Regions from separate parts of the Homo sapiens genome. Here region 1 is linked to region 2. The links are chromatin loops, found by intact Hi-C in ENCODE. Cell type or tissue: heart left ventricle. All regions are shown on one strand.

Region 1 (8,000 bases), 74 kb before region 2:
TTCCATCCATTCTCCTTCCCCCATAATGCAACTCAGATTGCCTCAAGGACATGCTGTAGCTTTGTAAAGTAATGTTTTGCTGATACAGAAGACAATGATTCAAACATAGATTAAATTTCACTCTATAATCTTCAGGACATTTTAAAAATAGAAACTTGTTTGGAAAGTAGTGGTTTGGTGTTTACTGAACCTCAAACTTTCAGAAGGAATTTTTGATCTCTTATTCCCTCTCATAAATCTCTCAGCAACAAACCATATTTCAGTAACATTAAAAAAAAAAGATCGCAACTCTCCCTTTTACTGTACAAAGAATTTTCTCTCTTCTAGACCTTTTTAAAAGGGTATCTCATCTAAAACTCCATAATATAAGTATCTTCCTGGAGTTAATTATCATAATGCTTTCATCTTTAGGACAAGCGAATGTAGGAAATAAGACAAAAAATTTAAAAAGGAAAAGGAAAAAATTTTAAGATGATTTCCTGGGAGTTTCATTTTCTAAACTTTATTGATACTTGAAAATAATTTCCTATTCATCTTCGTTGTGATTTGTTTTGAGACTGTATGAAAGGTTAACTAATTTTTTTCACTTCTTTTCCTCCCATGAATCTGAGTTTTCCTTTGCAGAGCTGATTAAATACACTTGAAGGCTACTGCGATATTTTTCTGATAATCTTGGGGAAAAGCAAAATAAAACCAAAAAATCATGTAAACTATATTATACAAATAATAAAAAGAAGCAATTCAGTGTATGTGTTATACTGAAAAATGATTTCTATTACTTTTGTTCCTTGCCCCATTGCTGTTTGAGCAACTCTGCTCCTTTCTTTCCTCTCAAACGGAGCAAGTCATGACATAGCCCCCTCACGCTGACTACAGCAGCCTCTGGAAACACTGCCAGCGGCACCCGCAGAGCAAATGCAGCACTCCTGAGCGAGGACCACAGGGCAAGAATTGTTTTTAATGTGGGTGTACATTAGTCTCGTTACTTTTGAGTCAAATAAATATAGGAAATTAAATTATGACTTACATAAGAAACAGGAACTTTTTAAAAGTTTTTCTTTCTTTTTTTATTTGGTTGCCTTCATAAGTGGTTAAGAAATAATACTGAATTACACACTTGCATCATTTTGGGGAATTCCACTTATGATGTTTTTGAGGAATTTGCAGCCATTAGTTAAGAATTTCATTTATACTTTCATGGTTAAAAACAACTAAAAGTTAGGTATTCAGATAATAAATTGAAATCACTTGGAATCAACTACGTGTTCTGTGAAGACCATTATTCTTCAAAAGACATTTTATGTATCTGTTATATTGAAATAACAGCGAGGTGTTATTCAGTTCATACTTGAAAATAATTTACTATTCATCTTCTTTGTGATTTTTTCAGGTATATTATTTTAAAAAGTAGACTAATAAATTAATTAAACATTGCATTCTCAGGTTGTCTCACAAGTGTAAGAGTCCAAAACATCCCTAAAATAAAAATCAATTTACACATTTTAAAAATGGTATTGTTCTAGCTCACCATTTAAAATATGCTGTGTGTCATGGTTTATATCTTACCAGTCGCCATTTTTATAATTTATCAGTGTCAATATGTCCATTCCACAAAAGAATCACATGAAAGATATATTTCTTGGGCCAGTGTATATTTGGCCCTAATTTTTTTACAATGAGAGGAAGTGCATAGGTTTTGCATGAATATACATGGGACAAATGAAACAGATCTGTGATGAAGCAAATTGCTTGCATGTGTGGCTTTATCTTTATAGACAAGTGGCTTACTCAGTCAAGCATGTAAGCTGAACTTGACTTCTGCTCTAGAAATTATCCCAACCTCTGCCATACTGCCCACTATACCTCTCAACTCTGCTAGAACAACTTCACTCTGCACACTTCACTGTGGCAGATACTGTGCTACACTGTGTTCTAGACACTGCAGGTACCAAGGACATACCCAGAGGGCTCACAGGGCAGCAGGCACAAGTAGTTACAAAATAAAATAGAGGAAAGCATAATTTATAAAGTTTATGGGGATTCAAAGACCACAGAGATTCTGCACCAATTTAAGGGGGCAAAGGGGTAATAAGAATTTCTTGGAGGACTCTTTTCAATAATAACGGAGGATTCCAAATGGTGAAGATAGTGGAGAAGTTGAAACGCCAGAAAACCCAGGAAAAAGAGGTAGGGAGGAAGACTTTAATGGTAGGCTAGGGATAAGCAATAGGATTAGCAATGTGTTCTACCTTCATTTCTCAAGCAAGACTTGAGCCAATTAACCATGAGCAAGACGGCTTTGCCATGGTAAGACGCACTTGTTAACAATTAAAAATGAAAATCTCTTTCATATGACTGGATACAGCTCTTTAACTCAGTTTAATGGAGCATTCAATGTCAATATAATTTGATGATATTACTTAGGACTGGTTTTTATTGCTTTATATATTTTAAAACTGAACATTTTCTTTCTATATATGCAATAATTTAGCGTGTAAACTAATTGGGGAAGCAATATTCCAATTGGCCATTTTGGTTTATTCATGAAATGAACATGAGTGGTGTCTGTACTCTACCAAATAATTTGTTTATTCAGAGTAATACATTTCTGGAAACTTTATAGACTCCAATCCCAATTTCTCATCATTTTCATTTTTCTATTAGCATTTTTTGTGTTATTAGGAATCAAAACTAATCCATAAATAATAATGCTTCATAGGAATAGTATTTCATGTGTGTGATTCCTCTGGTCTGAAATGTATTGAGATTATGTCTGAACCTATGTCTATTTTGTTTACTCAAGAGAAGGAGTGAATTTTATCATATCTTTTGATTTGATGTTTTCTACAGATTTATAGCATCATATCACCATTCTTATTATTTATCAGAAAACAGTGATCATCCAGGTAAAATATTTTGCCCTCAAGCTAGTAAATGGCATGGCCATTATTCAGATATAGGCCTATTAAATTCCAAGCTACATATTATTTCCACTATATTACAATGTCTTTCTGAAAGAAAAACTATAAGTAAGAACTCACATGCAAAATTGCAGTGTTTCGTTTACATATAGACAAACAAAATTATTTCTGGGATTCATTTATCACTGGTGTTTGTTTATCCTTTTAGGTTGGACATAGTGAAATTTTAAGGTCTTAAACAGGCATTGCCTATTTCATAAACAAAAGAAAGCAGTTAACAGATATTCACTCAGATCATATGTATCCTGAAATTGGTAAGGCACTAAATATTTCACATCAACAGGGATAAAAGCTCAGCAGTGTTTGGGTTTGGAACATCCAACATTTTTTTCCCAAATCTGAAATTCATTTTGCCAAGGAATTTTTCCCTTAATTTTAAAACCATGTTTTGTGTAAAAGATAATAGAGAAATAAAATTCAAATATTTCTGATTCATTTATGGTCAGGCTCATAGATACAAAAGTATCTCAAGCACTAAATAAAGCATTTGGACTTTTTAAACAAATACAATGTTTAATAGAGTGGGGTGTAAATTTATTCAATATTAAAGAACTTAGGGTTAATTTAAAACCCAGGAACTATAGATAACATATGTCACACAGAAGTAAGGAAGAAGGGCAGGAAGAAAAGCTGGAGTGAAAGGATAGAGAGAGGAAGGAAAAGGGACGGGGAAAGGATAAAAGGAAGAAAAGAAATAAAAAGAGAGATGGAAGATAATTATGTCTCTGTTATTTTCATACTGCTTTATGATTTTAAATATACTTTCATACTTATTACTTCATATTTCCTCTACTTTTCAGGTATACTACTTCATATTTCCTAACAGCTTCGAGTGTGATGTCACAATTTCCATTTTATAGCTAACTGAAGAGCTGCAGATTGTTTATGTGAACAGCTTAAGGTCACACAGGGAGTTGAAAGACAGCTCCCTTAAAATCTTTCTGAAACAATTTGGCCTATAAATGGTAGTGCAGCTGTGATTTTAATCAAATCTTCTTAAGCAAGGGCAGAGCTGTACCTTTTGCACAGTGGTTCTCAACTTGAGGGTGCCTCAGACTAACCTGGAGGCCTTGTTAAAACACAGATTGCTAAGCCCCATCCCCAGAGGCTCTGACTCAGGAGCCCCAGAGTAAGGCCCAAGAACTTACACCTCTCTCAAGTCCTCGGGTGAGACTGATGCTGCTAGTCAGGAGACCGTCTTTGGAAACTGCCAATTTTGCCAACCTTCTGGAGCTTTGGCCTCTGTGTAGGGGTGAGCCACTGGGATGCGATGTGAGCCACTACTGCTCGCATCATACGTGAGCTAAGACTAGAAATAGGAGCTTAAATTTAGAATAAAATCTGATTTTTTTCTCCCTCATTTTTAGACTTTACACCAGGAAGAGTTCCTTTTAAAATTGGCCTGGGTGGCAGAGGTCAGAACATACACAATTCAACAACAACTTGCGCCACCCACCTCCAATTCCCTGCTCTACAGGACCATCCTGACTTCCACAGTGACCCGAGCACTGGCATTCCAAGGACTCAAATGACCACCTTCCTCGCCCTTCAATAAGGTTGCCTGGAATTCTTCTAAGTAACACTTATTCCTACACATTAGGGATTTTTCACCTCACATTTCCCTTGCCCAAGAGCAAAAAGCTCAGGGAATGATTGGCTTTTCAAGCTAAAGAGTGGGAGAGTCTGGGGCGGTTGAAGACAGTCTGGGTAGCATTTGAGGGGAGGAGAAATGCAAGTCCAGAGGTGGGGCTGCGGGGCAGGAGGGAGTGGATAGCCAGAGTAATAGGGCTACGGTGTTTGGAAGATGTGGGAGAAACATTCTGGAAAGACAGAGGGGAGGCACAAAGACAAAGGTGGCTTGCTTGCTCCAACAGCTGAGTTTACCCTGACAGGCTTCTGTGTTCACAGTGCCACCCTACCCTCCCAGCCCTAGAGGTGAACCGGTTGATGGGTCAATCTTGAGTAGGTCAGATTAATTTTTTTCAGGGCAAAGGAAAACACTGAAAAAAAGAGCTTAGCTAATGTTTCCAGGGCACCTTGAGAAAAGTATAATCTATAGGAAATGAGAGTATTGATAATATTAGACCCTAAATAATACTAAAACCATTTGAGTAAAAAACAATGATAAGACTTTGGGGCTGCAGGACTATGTCTCTGAGTCTGGGGCCTGTTCAAGAAGTCCTGCAAGAAAGGAGAGCCAGTTTTACCTTTAGAAAAGCTCCTGTACTATTTTCTTAGTTTGTAACTTTAACAGACAAAAGTTCAAGTTCTTCATCCCGAGTCGGGGTGATGTGAGGAAACTGTGACTGTGAATCTCACTGTCGTTTATTTTTCTTCAGTATCTCTCAGTGAAGAAAGTATTTGGATGAATGACAGAAAGCATCCTGAACTGTGCACCTGCAAAAGATATTTCACACATTCCTTTTTGGACATTTTGTTATTTTCCTCTAAGCCGATAGCCTTTCCATCTTGTGCAGGAAAGATCATTAAGTATTTCATAGGCATAAACATTTCATGTTCAAAACTTTTGGTACTTCAGTTGTAATATTGTTATTGTACTACATAAATCTAAAATAAAACCAGCTTCTCTGCCCAGTACCTATCAGCTGCAATTTAGGGGAAGTGCCTTTATATTTATATCCTATGGGCCCAATCAGGTAGAAAGAGAATTATTCTTTATCTTGTCTAATGTCCCCAAATCTCCCAGGTCCCAAGTCACAGAAAGGCAATGTGGTAGCATTCTTCTGGGGACTCATCAGATATATCCTCAAAGTACTTTTGTCAAATACATTATTCTAATCAATGTGAATCCTAAAATGTTATTATTAATAGTATAGTTATATGTTGTCAATTTTTTTTGGAATATGAATCATTTTTGTAAGTAATATGTCATTTGATTGTCTCAAAAATTCTATCAAGTTATCCCATTTTGTGGGTCAAAGAACTAAGGTTCAGGAACATGAAGGGACTTGCTTCAATTAATTGGTCAGGATGTGATGGCGGGGAGATTTGGAGAGGCTCCAGGGTCCAAGGTTGAGCCTTTGTGCTATTCTATGTCACTTGGCTTCTGGCAGAGCACAGATCTTAGATGTTTAGCTCTTCAGTCACAGGATGGAGAGGAGGGAAAGTCAGAAGCACGGAGGCGGTCCTGTTGTGTAGCACTGATTTTCAGAATCTTCCCCCAACACTTCATCTTCCTCCTTGTTCTTTTCCTGGCCAAGCCTTAATTGACCAGTTCTACTTCTAGTTAAGGACCAATTCCTTCTGGCCCAGTGCTACAAGGACATTAGCAATCCCACTCCTTCACGAAGCTGATTGTGAGTCATGCCAGTTCCTCCTCCAGGCAGAACCAGGTGTGGGCACTCTTTCTGAGCTCCGCATCGAACATGGGGACCTGTGATGCAGTGTTTTCAGCTCCCACTGGAGAGATGCAGAGAGGGCGATTTATCAGTGACAGTCAAAAAAGCTGGTTCTGCCTCTTTCTAGAGGCAGATGCAGGGGCCTAGATGTTGTTATTAATCATTCGTAAACGGTTCTGTGTTCAAAATAGCAGTGTTTAAATATTTCAGAACAGGTCCAGCCTCATAAAAAGTGGGTTATGGGCTGTCATGATAACATTTCATCTCCTTCACCATGTTGTGGCCGAGAGAAATAAGCTGTCACTGCCACTTGCATCCCTGACCCTCCAACATGCCAGGGCACAGCAGCCAATGGAGTGTGCTGGCAGCAAGGCAGGGGGGAGAAAGGCAGGACTACTCCATCAAGATACCACCATGAACCAAAAGGGCAATTTTCCCATATTTAGGCTGCCTGTTTGGGTTAACTATCAACCAAAGACCTTTGTTTTTAAACAGAACCTTTTTTCTCTTTCACATTTGATAAATAAAAGCCTTAGACTGAAATTCTTTCTGATTTTACTGCTTCCTTTAAGTTTTACCTCATGACATTTTGGATAGACTGAATGAAATCATAGTTTATTTCCCTCCCTATTCCGGTGCCTACCCTGCCCCGCACCTTTCCCACTTTCCCAGTTCTCGGAATCTGTCTGACGTAACTGTTTAGGGAAGATGGTATTAACCTGATAGCATCTGAGGAACACCTGCCTGCATTATCACTACTTTACTCTGAGTTAGAAACCCCGTGCCCTTTTCAATAACAAGAACAGGGAGAAACCATCGTGAAACACACCACTCAGAAAGGACAGTTTAGGCTCATGATAGGAAAGCAGTCTGCAGCAAACAACAACAGTAAAAAAACAAGAATGAATTTCAAAGAGTGTGGTATCTGGAAAGTAAACTAAATGCCATTTGAAAGTCAAGTCTTACACTTGTGTTTTCATCTCCCTCTGTTCTTACACAGCTTCATAGCTGTGAAAAATAGTCAATAATATTTGTATTTGCTTCTCTATTCATTTTTTTCTCTCCAGCTGATGATAATCTGGCTTTCCTCACCAATGCCAGTGCAAGTGAAATATTAAAGTAACCACTAATCTGGGGCTAAAATAGCAAGTGGACTCTGTTGCTCTGGGAGTAACCCCAACACTGCCCTAGTTTGGTGGTGATGCTTTGGTAGTCAATCAGTGTTTCCCAAGGGAAAAAAGTAGGATGCTAATGTAATCTTCAGTTCCACACATGCATTAGAATCAATTCCAAGCATGTGCAGGTTGTCATTCTTACTGGGTGTCTTTGCTAGGCGTGGACAGTGAGAGAAATTTTCGGTTTATTAGAGCGAATCCAATCCTCGGCTGGCCAAATAATGACAAGACTGCTTTGGGAAATGTAAAAGTAAGAGGCAGGCTAGGAGAGGGATTCCTAGAAAACCAGAAAAAATCTTGAGATAAACATCTTGAATTTCTCTATAGGTGAGACCTCTGGCATTTCTGAAAGAAGCTGAGGGTTCAACCAATACTATTAACCAAGACAATGAAATGAGGACACTATTAAGAACTAGGAAGAAACAGGGAGACTCACATGTCTAACTGGACCCGTTTATATTTGACATGTAGAGTCTATAGTAAGA
Region 2 (8,000 bases):
GAAAAATTAATAAAAAGCACTTGTAAGGTGCTTCTGGCTACAGAAACACATCCTTTAAAATTCCTTATTATACTCCACCAGCTCACCCTCTAACTTACTTCTATAACCATCCCAGCTGATTAAGCTACATAATCAAGCTGCACTCACTATAAGTCACTATTTAAGCTACATCATCAGTTGGGATGATTAGAGAAGGAAGTTAGAGGGTAAGCTGGTGTAGTTATTGAAAAAACTTTCTACTTTGTGTTATGATACCACAAATATAGTATTGGGCTACATTGACCATGGGCCCTTTCAGAGAAAGGGATTTTTCAGATGGCAACTACTCAGTTAACATTCTCTGACTCCAGAGAGCCAGAAAAGTAACATTCTGAATCAATTAGCTGAGTTAAGGAGCCAAATGTAATGTGTTTGTTCTACTGGGATGGTTGATACCATTTTGTAACACATCTAGGCTTTCAGGCTGGCGGATTTTGAGTCTCGGTTCTACCACTTACTAGCTGCTGGCAGGAGAGGTGATTGTAGGTGGAAGGAACCTTAGACAAAGTGACTTCATACATTCAACACATTTTTGTTGAGTAGTTATCAGGCATGCAACTATTTGATAGGGATAATAATTCCCACATCACAACATTGCTCTGAGGTTCAAATGAATTAATGAATATTAAGTACTAAACAGAGTGCCAGACATATAATCATGGCTCCACAGAGGGCAGCTACCATTATTGTAATAAGTGAAAACAGCTCATTAAAAGCTTACATTTGGGGATTTACTGTACAAAAATTACATATGTAAAACAATCGTAGACAAGAAGATTGGTTACACAGTGATTAAACCATTTAGGTGATAAGAAAAGATTCTTAAATTCTCTCCAGATATTTGCATTGCCTTATTCTTGCTCATATTATATCCTCCATGTTTATATCCAATAAATAACATACCATATATTAAAAAATAAATTTTTAGTAGAAAAAGCATTATAGGCCGGCCGCGGTGGCTCACGCCTGTAATCCCAGCACTTTGGGAAGCCGAGGCAGGTGGATCACGAGGTCAGGAGATCGAGACCATCCTGGCTAACACAGTGAAACCCCATCTCTACTAAAAATACAAAAAATTAGCAGGGCATGGTGGCAGGTGCCTGTAGTCCCAGCTACTTGGGAGGCTGAGGCAGGAGAATGGTGTGAACTCGGGAGATGGAGCTTGCAGTGAGCCAAGATCACGCCACTGCACTCCAGCCTGGATGACAGAGAGAGACTCTGTCTCAAAAAAAAAAAAAGAAAAAGCATTATAAATATATATGTATACACATTACACACACACACACACACACCTGTTCTCATTGATCAAGGCCAGATGTTCCTAAAGCGTGGTCCATAGAAATCTGAGAATCATCTAAGACACTTTGAGAAAATCGTTTCTATAAAAATATGAAGCTATAACTTGCCTATTTTCACCTTCTTGGCCTTTGCACTGATGGTGCAAAAGCAGTCATGGGTGAAACTGCTGGAGCCTTAGCACAAGTCAAGGTAGTGTACCAGTGGTCATTGTAATTGGCATCATACACTTGCAGTAAGAAAGAAAGGGATACTTTCACTGAAGAATATCAATGATAAAGCAGAACATATTAATTTCATTAAATCTAAACCCTGGGGTACACATATTTTTTACTATTTTGCATGACAAAATGGGATTACGCATAAGGCACTTCAGCTTTATTCCAAAGTATAAAGTAGACTGGTAGTCTTGAGGAAAAGCACTTGTCTGCTTGTTAAGAGTTGTGAGCTGAACTAGCCATGTTTTTCATAGGATTACTTTTACTTTAAATAACTGCTGACAGACAAAGAATGATTATTCAGACTTGGTTATTTGGAGACATTTTGATGAAAATGAATGAAGTGAGCTTGTCATTTCAAGGAAATCAAACATTTTGTTGCCAATAATAAAGAATTTGAGCTTTCAAATGAAATTTAGAATTTTGAAAAACTTGTTATCTGCTCCCATAAACTTGATAATTCCAAATGTGAAATATTTAAATGCTTATCTGTCAATATTAGTTATGATATTAACAAATGTGATTTTTAAATGTTGCGTAACGTGTCAATCTTTGGAAGATCTGTGTAACTCGGAGGACTAATAGTCTTCAGATGACCAATGCATGATCTTACCAAAAAAAAAAAATCTCTTGATAAAATATCTAGTCAAAGTTCAAGGTAGAACAGTGGATTTTAATATAAGAGAATATGAAATGCTTATATACATGATTTCAGATTCAACATTGTAATTACTCTTTAAAAACTACCACTCATTGAGTTTTAGTGTAGTATCAGAGGAGAATATCCACAATTATCTAAAGAAGCTATCAAAATTAATCCTACCTTTTCCAACTATGTATTTCTTGGGTTTTTGTTTTTGTTTGTTTTTGTTTTTTAGAGGCAGGGTCTCAGTCTGTCACCCAGGCTGGAGTGAAGTGGCATAATCATAGCTCACTGTAGCCTCAAACTCCTGAGCTCAAGCAATCTTCTAACCTTAGCTTTCTTACTAGTTGATATTATAGGCAAGCATCTCCATGCCCAGCTAATTTTTTAGAATTTTTTGTAGAGATGAGGTCTCACTATGTTGCCCAGTCAGGTCTCAAACCTCTGGCCTCAAGTGATCCTCCCACTTTGGCATCCCAAAGTACTGGGATTACAGCTATGAGCCACCATGCCCGGCCTCCAACTACATATTGTGTAAGGCTACATTTTCTTAATATACTCCAATCAAAAAAATATATTTCAACAGACTGAATGCAAAAGCAGAAATGAGAATTTACTTGTCTTCTGTAAAGCCAGATAACAAGAGATATACAAAAATGTAAAGCAATGAAACTTCTCAATAATAGTTATTATATTTTTAATATTTATATGAAATAGTTATTTCATATAAAATATATAACTTTGCTATGCATAATAGATTTGTTATTATTTTAAAATAAATATTTACAAAGTTTGTTTTCATTTTTAATAATCATAGATAGTCATAGGTATAATCTACAAAACAAAAAACTCTTTGAGGTTTTCCATATTGTCCAAAGTGAAAATAGATCCTGAGACCAAAATGCCTTCTTGGTGAAAAATATTTGGAACAAGTTACGCCATCACCTTCAGGATCTCCTCAGTCAGTAATGCCCTGTGACATGGGGATTGAAGAACTGTTTCTAAGACAGGGGACATCTGTAGTTATCTGTCTCAGAAAGGGAGAAGAGGAAGGGAAAATGCCCTAAAAATAATGGAGAAAAATAATAAGAAAGAGACTTAAGCTACCAGAAATCTTCACAAGGCAGCAAAATATGTCACATTTCTCCTTTGCTCAAAAGTGCTACATTTTTAAGAGTTCAAACATCTTTTATGTGCCATATTCCTAGTTGATTTCCCAGCAATGAACTATATTTTTAGCTTGTTAAATATCATAGACAAAGGAAAACAAACAATAGAGAAATTTAATAAGGCAAAAAGGTAGTTCTTTATAGAAGACAACAAAATTGATAAGCCCATTGCTAGATTTATCAACAAAAAAGGAAAGAAAACATAAATTACCAAAATCAAGAATGAAAGGAATTCATCAAAGATTCTCCAGACTATAAAGAAATAAATAGTATAAACAACTTTATGCTGACAAAGTTGACAAACCTCATGAAGCCTCCTTGCCAAGACTGATGAGAGATCAAACAGAAATTTTAAATGACTCTCTAAAGTAAATTGAAATTGTTATCGAAAATCTTCCACAAAGAAAAGTCCAAATAGTTTCACTGGTAAAGTCTATAAAACATTTAGGAATAAATATCACTAATCTTATGCAAATTCCTTCAGAAAATAAAGAAGAACACACTTTAGAGTATTTGCTGGTGAATTAGATTTGAGAACTGAGAGAGAAAAAAAGAAATTAATGATGATATATAATTTCGGCCTGTGCAAACTGGATGAATTTGAGGCACCTACTAGGATGGGGGAGGAACAGATGTCTGGGAAGGAGAAAAGATATATTAATAGCAACATTTAGGACATTTAAACTTTGATACGCCAAGTGTGCATGCCAAGTCTGCAATTGGATATATGAGTCCAGAGATCTGAGGAGCAGTGGAGGACGAAGGCTATAAATATGGGATTTACCAGCATATAAAGCCATGACTAGTATTACCTGGAGACTGAATATGGATGGAGAAGAGAAGGTGACACCTCACCAAATAACAAGGAGTGTGTGGAGATGAAAACAGTGGTCTTTGCTGTTAATTGTAACTAAGTGGGCAAGTACCATTGAATTTGGCTATATGAACATCATTGTTGACCTTTACAAGTGCAGATTTAGAAGGGAGTTAAAGAGGAGAGAGAGTCTTCTTGGAGTGGGTTGAGAAGAAAAAGCAGAGACAGAAAACAGAAACAACTTTTTCAATAGGTTTTTTTGTAAAAGAATGGAAAGAAATTTATTAGTAGATTGTAGATATGATGGTCAAGAGAGGGTTTTTTGGTTTTTTTAAAAATGTAATTTTGGTGGTGAAAAATCAATAGAGAGGAATACATTGGTGATGTTGGAGGACTGGGCTGAACTGTGTGAGCTAAGCCCTTGAGAATGGAAGAAGAATAAGCAAAGGAGTTGCAGGAAGGGCAGAGTGTATGGGCACAGACACGGGTTTCTGGTTTGCCGGTGGAAGGAGAGTATTCCTAACAGAGGGCCTCAGTGTTCTTTGTGAGACACACCTCAGTGTTCTTTGCGAGATAGCTGATGAATGGAAGAGAGGAGGAGAGACAGACAGAGGCATCAAATTTTCACGTTGGAGAGGGGAAAAGGGAATCCTTCAGGGAGATGTCAGGATTGTAGGCAGTGTTGAGTAGTCAATTAAGAAATATTGTGAAATTAAAGTGAAACTAGTTAGCTGAGTTGTGTATTTCTTTTCCAGCAATGTTACTTTAACTAGGAGTAGTTGGATAGTTAAACAAGGTCACAGAATTGTCAGAACAAACACATTTGACAGAGTAAGAATCAGGGAGGTTAAGAATTTTTGCACAATGACCTATTTTTCCTCACATCATCAGTGTAGAGCAATTACTAGAGACTTTTTGCTTCAGGTCCACTGCTAAATGATGTACGAAAGGGGTCCATTTTTCTAGAGATTGTAGCCATCTGTCCATGACCTCCACAGTTTTCAGGGAATCCATCATTCAAGGGAATGGTAGTGGCCCAGTGCCCTGAAAATTCTCCTTGGTTTGGGATTCTGCCTTCTTGTATTTTTGGTAGCCATCTGACCATGAACACCATCTCATGTATTTCATCCCTTAGTGCGATATTGAGAACTTATCTCTCACCCTGCACAAGTGAAAACTTGGTTGATACACACTTCTTGAGCCTTGCAGAATTCCTGTCCCTCACTGCAGAGTACAAGAGAGAGTTGACCCTGATCAACTCCTGGTGACAGGAATCAGTGTGACAAAATTTCAGACACAGAAGATTTGATAGGAGCTAGAGCATCGTGACCAAGAAAGTAAATAATGTTGTCCTCATCCAATCTACTTATCCTTTAAGAGGCTTACTGTGGTGTTATTACACTCCTGACCCATAAACCAGCACAAGATGAATTCTGTGCAGGCTGATCTATCTTTAGAGCTCACTGGAGTTCCTGGCTCTTCTCCTAAAGTTCATCATGTGAAATGCTTCAGTCATCATTGACAATGTTATCACCTAACATTCACATGAGCTTTGCCTAACACAGACACTTAAAAATATAGTACTGGGCTCTAAGATCAGTTGCTCAGGATTGAAAATCTATTTCAAAAGACAGGTGTCTGCACATCTAATTAGTTTTCTTCCATTAGATCGTTCAAAGATTGGTAATTATAAGTAACAATATTTATAGTGGCTAATATTTATTCAGCACCATCCTAAACATTTGATTTGGCTAACTCATTTAATCCTCACAACAACCTTAGGTAATGGGCACAATTATTATTCCCAATTTAATAGTGAGAAAATGGAGTCACTGAGTAAGTAACCTATTTAAGGTGAAGAAAAAATATCAGAGCTACAATATGAACACTTGCACTGTGGCTCCAGGAGCTCATAATAACCACACATCATTCCTATAATTTACTAGGCTTAAGTAATAAATGGTTTATTTATTAAATATTGTCATCTTGTTTCTTTAAAGTTTTATTTTAGATTGTTCTATATTTAAAATATTATAGCTCTGATCATTTACCTCGAGGAGCTGTATTTGCATGAAAGAAATCAGATTCGCTAACCTAATACAATTCTTTAAATCCTCTTTCTTATAGTGAGAAAAAAATGTAAGCTTGAATCATATGAACTTGCTTTTGTTTTACACTTTTGAATCACCAAAATGACAATTTTGTATGATTCAACTTACACAGATACAAAGGAAAAGCTACCAACTCATATTCAGTCTAACTCTCTGCTTTATGTCAGTGTCATAAAGGTTTTCACTGTCATTCATGATCTCTTTTCTGGTCTCCCTTGTGTCAGGAATGAACAGCACTCCTTGGGAAAAGAGCGAGTCAAACCTGGGGGCATAGATAGATGGTGACTGAGGAAGAGAATCATTTCTTCTAGAATGGCACTTGGCCCAAGATGTCTGAAGACTCCTGACCTTGGCCTCACTTGCCCTATGAGCTCTTCAGTCCAAGTTCTGAATAATATGAGATGTGACTTGCCTCAGGAAGTAGGAGCAATCCAAGCCTTTATTATCTTACTGTTTTTTCAAAAAACCTCATCTGGAAGCCTAACAGCAAAGTAGTTTGCCTTTCTGATTGAAAAGTTAATTAATGATAATGGTTCCAGGGATACTGTCAGACACCCAGGAATCTTAACACCTACAATGTGTTAAATTCCTCATTTCTCCCACAGGATTTTTCAGTGCTAAAAACAGCATCAATACCAGTATTCTTGGCAAAACCATTGCTAATTGACAATCAGAGGAATTCAACTAATGTGTTTACTGAGTGTGAACAAGAAAGATTGTCACATCCAGAATTTCCAAAATAGCTTTCTTTCTTTAGAATGTGTGTATCTTCCCAAGACAAGCAGCAGTTTTCTCACGTGTTTTTAGCTTGTGTCATTGGCCACAGCTGAGTCAGAACAGAGGTGACTTTTGTGCTATTGCCAGTGCCATTTTCTGTATTTGGTAAGTGTAGCAGTCTGGATGTCCTCACCACATAAAAAGGTTGACAGAATGGCCATTTTTAAATGTGCCCAGCAAGCCTATAGAAGCCATGAGAGGTGGCACCCAAAGGATAAATGGTCGGATCAGGGTACAGGAAGTGGTTATCGTCAACACAAACCATTCTTCCTGTCAGCAAGATATCAATAACATGTCTTTTGCTGGGAGGTGATATGTTTTGTAGGTACAAGTAAGAGAATATAATTTCCATCCACTTCAGAAAGAGATAAGCATGAACACCTAAAAAATCACAGACTAATATGAAGCAGACTCTAGAATAACTAATGAGACTTGGTTTTATAACCTCCTCCTCCCAAATTTCCAACACTGTTGAACGAAACCGATGCCATTAAACAGGAAGATGTATAAACTTATAAGCATATTGGAAGCCATCAACCATGGTTATATTAATATTTTATACTGTAAAAATTGTCTGGAGCTAGAGTGACAAAAACAAAAAAGGAAAGAAGCTACTAAAAGCTGGAAAAGTTGCAAGTGTTTTTTCATAATGCTGAAAATAATATTGCTCTTGGCAGGATCTTGAAGATCATATAATCCAATTGTCTTCTTTTGCCAAATAAGAAAAATGAACCAAGAAGATCTAAGCAACATGTATTTCAAAAGAGTATTTTATTAGCATTCAATAAAACTTTTAAGTTTCTTTAAAACTTTTTAAATTATTTTGCTTCTGTCAAGATTACAGAATGTCTGCACTACTAAATATTGATTGAAAATTGAAGACTCCTAGCTCTATTTAATATATGAAAGCCAGTGAAGTATACTCTATGTACT

The links. A loop is a pair of places that touch in the nucleus more often than their neighbours do. Peaks named below come from ENCODE experiments on the same cell type or tissue, not always from the same donor. Only the 100,000 strongest peaks of a DNase experiment are listed, where the experiment ranks them.
Region 1: it touches region 2 in a loop (2.4-fold over the local background); 7 of 110 quality-filtered maps call a loop at or near these places.

What each region holds. Positions count from the first base shown.
Region 1 is chr6:122,048,660-122,056,659 of GRCh38, forward strand. It overlaps a transcript of LOC105377979 not described here. Among named protein-coding and RNA genes, the nearest start is that of HSF2, 350 kb to the right of the region's middle. In heart left ventricle, no CTCF peak of the experiment used is centred here; no DNase peak of the experiment used is centred here; H3K4me3 peaks cover 555 bases.
Region 2 is chr6:122,123,013-122,131,012 of GRCh38, forward strand. No RefSeq gene overlaps it. Among named protein-coding and RNA genes, the nearest start is that of HSF2, 270 kb to the right of the region's middle. In heart left ventricle, no CTCF peak of the experiment used is centred here; no DNase peak of the experiment used is centred here; H3K4me3 peaks cover 682 bases; H3K27ac peaks cover 4,732 bases.